2 separate regions of the Homo sapiens genome follow, and region 1 is linked to region 2. Evidence: read pairs that join two places in POLR2A ChIA-PET (ENCODE). Cell type or tissue: Panc1. All regions are shown on one strand. Each heading gives the region's core, and the rest is flanking DNA. Links, peaks and the distances in the headings are about the cores only. Region 1 has its middle 14 kb from the start of PRL. Region 2 overlaps CASC15 (cancer susceptibility 15).

The links. ChIA-PET counts read pairs that join two places held together with the same protein. Peaks named below come from ENCODE experiments on the same cell type or tissue, not always from the same donor. Only the 100,000 strongest peaks of a DNase experiment are listed, where the experiment ranks them.
Region 1: POLR2A ChIA-PET joins it to region 2 with 5 read pairs; 2 of 35 experiments call an interaction of 5 or more read pairs at or near these places.

The regions. Positions count from the first base shown.
Region 1 is chr6:22,308,977-22,313,378 of GRCh38, reverse strand. No RefSeq gene overlaps it. Among named protein-coding and RNA genes, the nearest start is that of PRL, 14 kb to the right of the region's middle. In Panc1, for the core only: no CTCF peak of the experiment used is centred there; no DNase peak of the experiment used is centred there.
Region 2 is chr6:21,918,488-21,922,889 of GRCh38, reverse strand. All of the region lies in intron 5 of CASC15 (cancer susceptibility 15), which reads right to left. Among named protein-coding and RNA genes, the nearest start is that of NBAT1, 230 kb to the left of the region's middle. In Panc1, for the core only: no CTCF peak of the experiment used is centred there; no DNase peak of the experiment used is centred there; H3K27ac peaks cover 678 bases.

The DNA of each region.
Region 1 (4,402 bases), core at 188-4,187, 390 kb before region 2:
AGTGTGCCCTGGATGTGGTACAAGGAGTCAAAGGAGAATATTTTGGGGCTTTAAGATGTAATGACTACCCTGCTGGGTTTCAAACTAGCATGGGGTCTGTAGGCCCTTTTTTTTTTTTGCCAATTTCTCCCTTTTGGAACAAGAAAGTTTACCCGGTTCCTGTTACCTCCTTTGTACCTTGGAAGTAAATAACTTGTTTTTATTTTACAGGCTCATAGGTGGAAGGGAATTGCCTTGTCTCAGATTACATTTTGGACTTTGGACTTTTGGTTAACACCGCAATTAGTTAAGACTTTGAGAGACTATTGGGAAGGCACGATTGTTTTGCAATGTGAGAAGGATGTGAGATTGGGGTGTGGGGGGTGGAATGATATAGTCTGGATATTTGTCCCTGCCCAAATCTCATGTTGAAATGCAATTCCCAATGTTGGAGGTGGGTGCTGGTGCAGGTATTTAGGCCATGAGTGTAAATCCCTAATGTCTTGGGGCTGTCCTCATAATACTGAGTGAGTTCTTTTAAGATCTGGTTGTTTTAGTGTGTTGCCACCCCCAACCACCACCATCCTTGCTCTATTGCTCCTGCTCCCACCATGTGAAATGCCTGTTCCCCTTTCACCTTCCACCATGATTGTGAGCTTCTGAGACTGCCCAGAGGCAAATGTTGGTCCTGTGCTTTCTGTATAGCCTGTAGAACTGTGAGCCAATTAAAGCTCCTTTCTTATAAATTACCTAGTCTCAGGTATTCCCTTATAGTGATGCAAGAACAGCCTAGTATAGTTTTTAAAATGCTATTGGAAATTATTTCTTATCCAACTAAAACACTATTTTATATAAAATAGATCATGATGATATGGTTTGGCTGTGTCCCCACCCAAATCTCATCTTGAATTGTAGCTCGCATAACTCCCAAGTGTTATGGGAGGGACCCAGTGGAAGATAACTGAAACATGGGGGTGGTTTCCCCCATACTAGTCTCATGGTAGTGAATAAGTCTCACGAAATCTGATTATTTTATAAGGGGTTTCTGCTTTCACTTGGCTCTCATTCTGTCTATCCACATCCATATAAGAAGTCCCTTTGCTCTTCCTTTGTCTTCTGGCATGATTATGAGGCCTCCCCAGCCATGTGGAACTGTGAGTCCATTAAACCTTTTTCTTTATAAATTACCCAGTCTTGGGTATGTCTTTATAAGCAGTGTGAAAATGGACTAATACACGTGGTTTATCTTATAACTATGAGAACATAGCTATTATTCAGTGTAGAATATTAAAATATTTGTTTTTGTTGGATTTCAAAGAAGCATTGGTTATCATCCTGAAATTTGCATGGACTTGAATCTCCTAGCATACCCTATCCTTCTGCTGATAACAATGATGAATTCTGGTGAAATAAAAGAAAGGAAGAAAGAAACAGAGAAGAGAGGGAATGCGAGAAAGAGGGAAGGAAGGAGAAAAGAAGGAATGAAACAAATGAAACAGAGAAAGAAAGGAGAGAGAATGAAAGGAAGGAAGCAAGCAAGAAGTGAGGGAGGAAAGAGCAGAGAAGAGGAGAAAAGGGAGAGGAAAGAAAGAAAGAAGGAATGGAGAGAGGAGAAAGGGGAAAGGAAGGAAAAGATAAACAAGCAGAAATCTACTTAAATATACTGGAGAGTGACACCAAAAGGAAAAAAAAAGGCAGAGGAGAGTCAACATTCAGAAAAAGGAATGGCAAGGATGATTTTCCAATATTGCATGGCTTTTAGCCAGAGGAGAGATTATAATAACAGCATTCACAGTGGCTAAAACTCTGGTAGGAACCCCAGAATTATTCTGGACAATTGTAGCCACTGAAAAGTGAAAGAAGAATTCTAGATGGGAAGAAAACAGAAAGGAGGAGGGGCCCAAAATTCCATGTATAAACTCTATGCAAATTTCTGGCTAAAGAGAGAAAGAGAGAGAGTGTGTGTGTGTGTGTGTGTGTGTGTGTGTGTGTGTCAGACTCCAAACAGCACAGCTGAACTGAAATTTTGAATTGCCACACATGAAATGGAGTTTGAAGTTTGAATCTTGTTAAATCGATTGCCAATTAAAACAAGCAAATGACAGTGATGCTCTTCAGGAGACCATAACAAAATCTAAAGACAACCTATATTTACAATGACAAGAATGCAATCCAAAATTACTTGACATATGAGGAAATAAGAAGTTGTCACTCATTATCAGAATAAAAGACAACAGAGTTCAAGCTATAGATGACTGAGGTGTTAGAACTACAAGAAAAGAATTTTAAAACAATCATCAATTATGATAAATGACATGAAGAAAAAAATGCTCATAATGAATGAAAAAGTAGGAATCTCAGCAGAAAAATGGAATGGAAAAAAACCTAATGAAAATTTCAGAAAAGTTTAGTACCTATATTTTTTTAAAAAATAATAGAAAGGGCTTAGCAGGAAAATGGGGGTGACAAAGTAAACAGTACACTTGAAGATAGGATCATGGAAATTATCTAACCTGAAGAAGAAAGAAAAAAATTGAAAAATGACCACAGCCTTAAGGACTGTGGGAGAAAAACAAAAGTCCAATTTACTGAAGAAGCAAAGAAAATGGGGCAAAAATATTCAAATAAATAATAAACAAAAAGTTACCCAATTAGTGAAAATAGTAGATGTACAGATATGACAATCTCCGTGAAACTCAAGCAGTATAAATTCAAAAACAAGCATGTCTAAGAACATAATAGTCATACTATTTGAAACCCAAAAAGAGAAAATATATCTGAAAGTAGCAGGAAGAAAACAATACATTACACATAGGAGATCATGGTTAGTTAACAAATGACTTCTCATCCTAAATTATGGATGCCAGAAGACATTGGCATAACATACTCAAAGTGCTTGAAGAGAAAAAAAATGAACTAATAATTTTCATCTAGCAAAGCTATCTCTTAACAATAAAGACAAGGGCTGGGCGCAGTGGCTCACACCTGTAATCCCAGCACTTTGGGAGGCCGAGGCAGGCGGATCACGAGGTCAGGAGATAGAGACTATCCTGGCTAACACAGTGAAACCCTGTCTCTACTAAAAATACAAAAAATTAGCCGGGCGTGGTGGTGGGCACCTGTAGTCCCAGCTACTCGGGAGGCTGAGGCAGAATGGCATGAACCCGGGAGGCGGAGCTTGCAGTGAGCCAAGATCACACCACTGCACTCTGGCCTGGGCAACAGAGCGAGACTCCATCTCAAAAAAATACATAAATAAATAAATAACAATAAAGACAAAATCCTTTTTTAGATTTTAAAAACTGACAGCATTTGTCATAAGTACACTTGTAATATAAGAAATGCTAATGCATGTTTTTCAGCCGAGGGAAAATAATAGCAGAAGTAAATTTGGACCTTTAGGACGGAATGGAAAACACCAGAAATGGTAAATATATAAAACTATTTTCACAGTCTGTGAAGAAAAACTGTAGTTTTTATGAGCTGCACAACATATATATATATATATATATATATATATATATATATATATATATATATATATGTAATCCATATGACAACTATAGTAGAAAGGATGAGGAGAGGTAAATAGACCTATACAATTGCAAAGTTGCTATATTTTATGTGACATGGAACATTATTAATGTTAACTAGCCTGGGAAAAACTATGGGTATATATTGTAATCTCTAGAGCAACTACTAAAATGTTGACAAGAACTCAAATGCATTAATATTCATTTTTAAGACAGTGACTGTCACCTCAATCAAATCTAAACAAGTGAATCAATTTAGTTCCAATAGAATAACCATTGGAATTGCACTCTTAATGAAATCCTTTTGCATTGTTTCTTTTCAGTATATTCTGTGTGTGTTATCACTGAATTGTACGACTGAAATTGTAATAGGCCAAGGGGATCTGTAATGCACTGACTTAGTCACAATTGTCACTAGACCTCCAATTTCAATTTCTTTATAAGAGAATGTTCTATCACTCTTTCACATAAAGGCACATACAGAAATGTGTAATACAGTACTGTGTATAGCAGGACAGGCAGTAAGATGCACTCTGGAAGAGTGGATAGGTAAAACGTGGATGCAGTCATTGAAGTATTATAAAGGAGTTACAAATGACAAACTAGATGTAATACAGCACCGTGAAAACATCATCAACATATAACTGAGTGAAGGAAAACCAAAACAAAGATCAGAGGTCTCTAAGATGATACCTAAGTAAATTAAAAATATATGCACACTCAACAAAAAATGCATATTTTCCAGCAACACATACAAATTCATTCATTCAAACATATTAGAATGGTGTTGATGGGGAAAGGAAAGGGAGTTCAGAAGGAGATAACAGCAGATAGATGATGACTGATAGACAGAAAGAAAAAAATGGGAGTAGCTATGCATAGAACAATAA
Region 2 (4,402 bases), core at 295-4,294:
ATTTCTTCTTGAAAAGAGAAAGTTCACCATCTTTTGTAGTTTATATGCAAAAAGTAACCTACATCTGCATAAAATTATTGTAAATATCACAGATGAACCATATTTAGAGGGATAAACCATCATGGGTAATAAATTATGATAAACACACAGTGAAGATTGGTTGACCCCTTTATCAACTGAGTGAGAAATTCCTGATAATCAAAATTATGGCTCACCACAATTTCTTATACTTTTCTTTCTAGCTGTTTTATTTTATTTTTAATTGTCAAAGAAAAGAACGAAAGCATGCTTGCCCCCAGAAAAGGGTGTAAATAGCCAAGGCATCTCATGTGCTTCAGGAAGGTATTTACATGTCCCAAACCAAGAAGGATAGGCCCTTTAATGGTAGATAAATGACATCTATTTATCCTAAACGAAGACCTTTTAAAATGCAATTTGAGTTGAAGAGAAGAAAGGGAAAGAAGGAGGTGACTTTTTCTTTGTTAAATTTCACAATAAATTTACATCCAGACTCAGCAAGTGCTTTTCTGTGGCTTCACAGTAGCTGAGATAATTATACTCCTGACCTCTTGATGTATGAGTCCCGATTGAGGGAAGTCAGCTGAATCCCAAGGACAGCATTCCAAGATGATGAAAAGAATTCTTTCAGGACACACCCACTGTGTGACTTGGTGCAGGCAGGATTTCTCCCTACCCCACTGAAGAAGACAGAGCAGAGGGGAAAGGAGAGGACCAGGGTTCACTTCATTGACAGGGACACAGGCAGATAAGTAGTAAGAACAGTTAACATTCAAATGCTTACAATATGCCAAGAACCACTCTAAAGGTTCTGTATTTACAATCAACGTTTCAGCCCGCGGACTGCATATGTCTGTGTTCCCTTAAGATTATAATGGAGCTGAAAATTCCTATTGCCCAATGACGTCTTGATGATCCTGACCTGTGTAAACCTAAGGTAACATATGTGTTTGTGTCTCAGTTTTTAACAACAACAAAAAAGTTTAGAAAGTTACAAAAAAAAATTAGAAATGGAAAAAATCTTGCAGATATAAGGAAAGAAAATGTTGTATAGCTGTACAATGTGTTTGTGTTTTTTTTTGTTGTTGTTGTTGTTTTTTGAGACGGAGTCTTGCTCTGTCGCCCAGGCTGGAGTGCAGTGGCGTCTTGTCGGCTCACTGCAAGCTCCGCTTCCCGGGTTCACGCCATTCTCCTGCCTCAGCCTCCCAAGTAGCTGGGACTACAGGCACCCGCCACCATGCCCAGCTAATTTTTTGTATTTTCAGTAGAGACGGGGGTTTCATCATATTAGCCAGGCTGGTCTCGAACTCCTGACCTCGTGATCTGCCCGCTTCAGCCTCTCAAAGTGCCAGGATTCCAGGTGTGAGCCACTGTGCCTGGCCCTACTTTTTATCCTTTATATTTTTACTGTAACTTTTCTATGTCTAGATATGTTCAGATACATACATATCTAGCATTATGTCATAATTGCCTACAATATTTTGTACAGTAACATGCTATAAGGTTTGTAGCCCAAGAGCAATAGGTTGTACCATCTAGCTTAGGTGTGTAGTAAGCTACCCCATCTAGGTTTGTGTAAGCACACTCGATGATGTTTGCACAATGAAGAAATTATCCAGTGGTACATTTCTCAGAACATATCCCTGTCGTTAAGTGACTCATGACTGTACCACCTCCTGTGAATTATGAATTCTTGTTCGACCCCTCATAAAGCTTAGGACAATGCCTTAAATAGAGCAGAGACTGAATAAGCATTTTTTTTTTTTTTTTGAGACAGAGTCTCGCTCTGTTGCCCAGGCTGGAGTGCTGTGGCGTGATCTCGGTTCACTGCAACCTCCGACTCCCTGGTTCAAGCAATTCTCCTGTCTTAGCCTACTGAGTAGCTGGGATTACAGGCATGTACCACCACGCCTGTAATACAAAAATATAATTTTTGTATTTTTAGTAGAGACGGGGTTTCACCGTGTTGGCCAGGATGGTCTTGATCTCCTGACCTCATGATCCGCCCGCCTCGGCCTCCCAAAGTGCTGGGATTACAGGCGTGAGCCACCGTGCCTGGCCTGAATAATCATTTGATTGAAGTGGAAAAGACAAAATTCTAGAACATTAATTCCAAAGAGCATAAGGATTTCCTGCAGTTAACAGTACTTCACACAAACCCTGAGTAATGCCACACTCTAGTTTTGTGATCATTTCTCTTTCCATATCTTTACCTCTGAGTAAGGCAGAGTGCCTAGTCCTTGGCAGGGATATATAATATATATTTGTGGAGCAAATGAGTGAACAGAGAGGACGCCATCTTCAAGGAAACTACACATTTTTATATTTATCCTTTTTATTTCTGTTTCCTCCTACTAAAGTGTTAGTTCCACGAAGACAGGAAGTTGTATCTATTTGTTTACTGCTATTACCTACAATAATGCTTAGGAAAAAAAGGAATAGTCAATAAATACTTATTGCATTTATCTTATTGAATGAATGAATAAAATGCTAAGTGAGAACACTGTAATCCCAGCACTTTGGAGGCCGAGGCAGCCGAATCACTTGAGGCCAGGAGTTCGAGACCAGCCTGGCCAACATAGCAAAACCCCGTCTCTACTAAAAATACAAAAAATTAACCAGGCCTGGTCGCACATGCCTGTAATCTCAGCTACTTGGGAGGCTGAGGCATGAGAATTGTTTGAACCTGGAAGGCAGAGGTTGCAGTTAGCTGAGATTGTGCCACTGCACTCCAGCCTGGGTGACAGAGTGAGATTCCATCTCAAACAAACAAACAAAAAAGCTAAGTGAAAACAGAGTTCTGTGCTCGGTCCTAGAGATGGATCATCCTATACAGCAGAAAATAACTCAATCCAAGCACTGCTAAATGTTGATGTGATTAAGGCTGATGTTAAGGATAAAGCCTTTCTGATAGAAAGAACTTATTTTCATATATGTGACAGTAACACTACAAAAGCACAATCAGGCCCAGCGTGGTGGCTCACGCCTGTAATACCAGCACTTTGGGAGGCCGAGGCAGGCGGATCACGAGGTCAGGAGTTTGAGAACAGCCTGACCAACATGGTAAAACCCCATCTCTACCAAAAAATACAAAAATTAGCCGGGTGTGGTGGCACACATCTGTAATCCCAGCTACTTGGGAGGCTGAGACAGGAGAATCACTTCAACCCAAGAGGCAGAGGTTGCAGTGAGCCGAGACCGTGCCACTGCACTCCAGCCTGGGTGACAGAGCAAGATTCAGTCTCAGGAAAAAAAAAAAAAAAAAAAAGCACAATCATATGTATTTTTTTATTTTTTTTTTTTTGAGATGGAGTTTCGCTCTTATTGTCCAGGCTGGAGTGCAGTGGCACAATCTCGGCTCGCTGCAACCTCCGCCTCCCAGGTTCAAGCAATTCTCCTGCCTCAGCCTCCCTAGTAGCTGGGATTACAGGCATGTGCCACCACGCCCGGCTAATTTTGTATTTTTAGTAGAGAAAGGGTTTCTCCATGTTGGTCAGACTGGTCTCGAACTCCCGACCTCAGGTGATCCACCCACCTCAGCCTCCCAAAGTGCTGGGATTACAGGCATAAGCCTCCACGCCCAGCCAATCATATGTATTTTTCAATTAATGCTCTCTGAATCCTGCGTGTGATGCCATCATAAATCCCTGACAAAAGGGACCCCTATGCTGTAATGCCCCTGCCCACAGAGTGAGGACTAAAGTCACCTGCCCATCGGAACCCAAAAATCCTGTTCTGGATCATGTGCCAGGTGCTCGGGCCCCAGAGTTCCTTATCCCAACAGCCCATGCTCATTTATAAGGCCTGTGCAGATGTTCCCTCCACACACTCCCCCAAGATAGACAATCCTCAATATAGAATCCCGAGGCCCACAGGGTGAAGGGTGGGTCCAGCAGACATACAGACCACGCTGTCCACAAGCATGACGACTAGATTCCTGCTCCCACCCACACTACCTGGTCAGGCATGGAAGTTGGCTAAGAATCTGAAAACTCAAAATTCAAACCTGCCCTTCAAGATGGTTATAAAGGTGTATTTGTCAGAACAGAAAAATTTCCAAACATGTTTTGACACTTTTTTGTTTGATTTGTAACTTTTAAATATTTACATACAGAGTATGTGGTCCTGCATTCACATTCTAGCCCCGGGCACCACAAATGTTAGGGGCAAGACTGCCCATCAGAGAAACTGAGGCTCAGGGCAGCTGACCTGCCTGAGGGCACAGGGCTAGGAGCTGGAAGAGCTAGAACCCAAACCCAGTTCTTCATAATCCAAGCATCGGTACCTAGGGCGAACCCCTCCCTCACTTCAACCACTTCAGAGCACTTTTGTGCGTGCTTCCCCACCGTGATTACAGAAATCCTGGAGGATCCCAAGAGTTGAG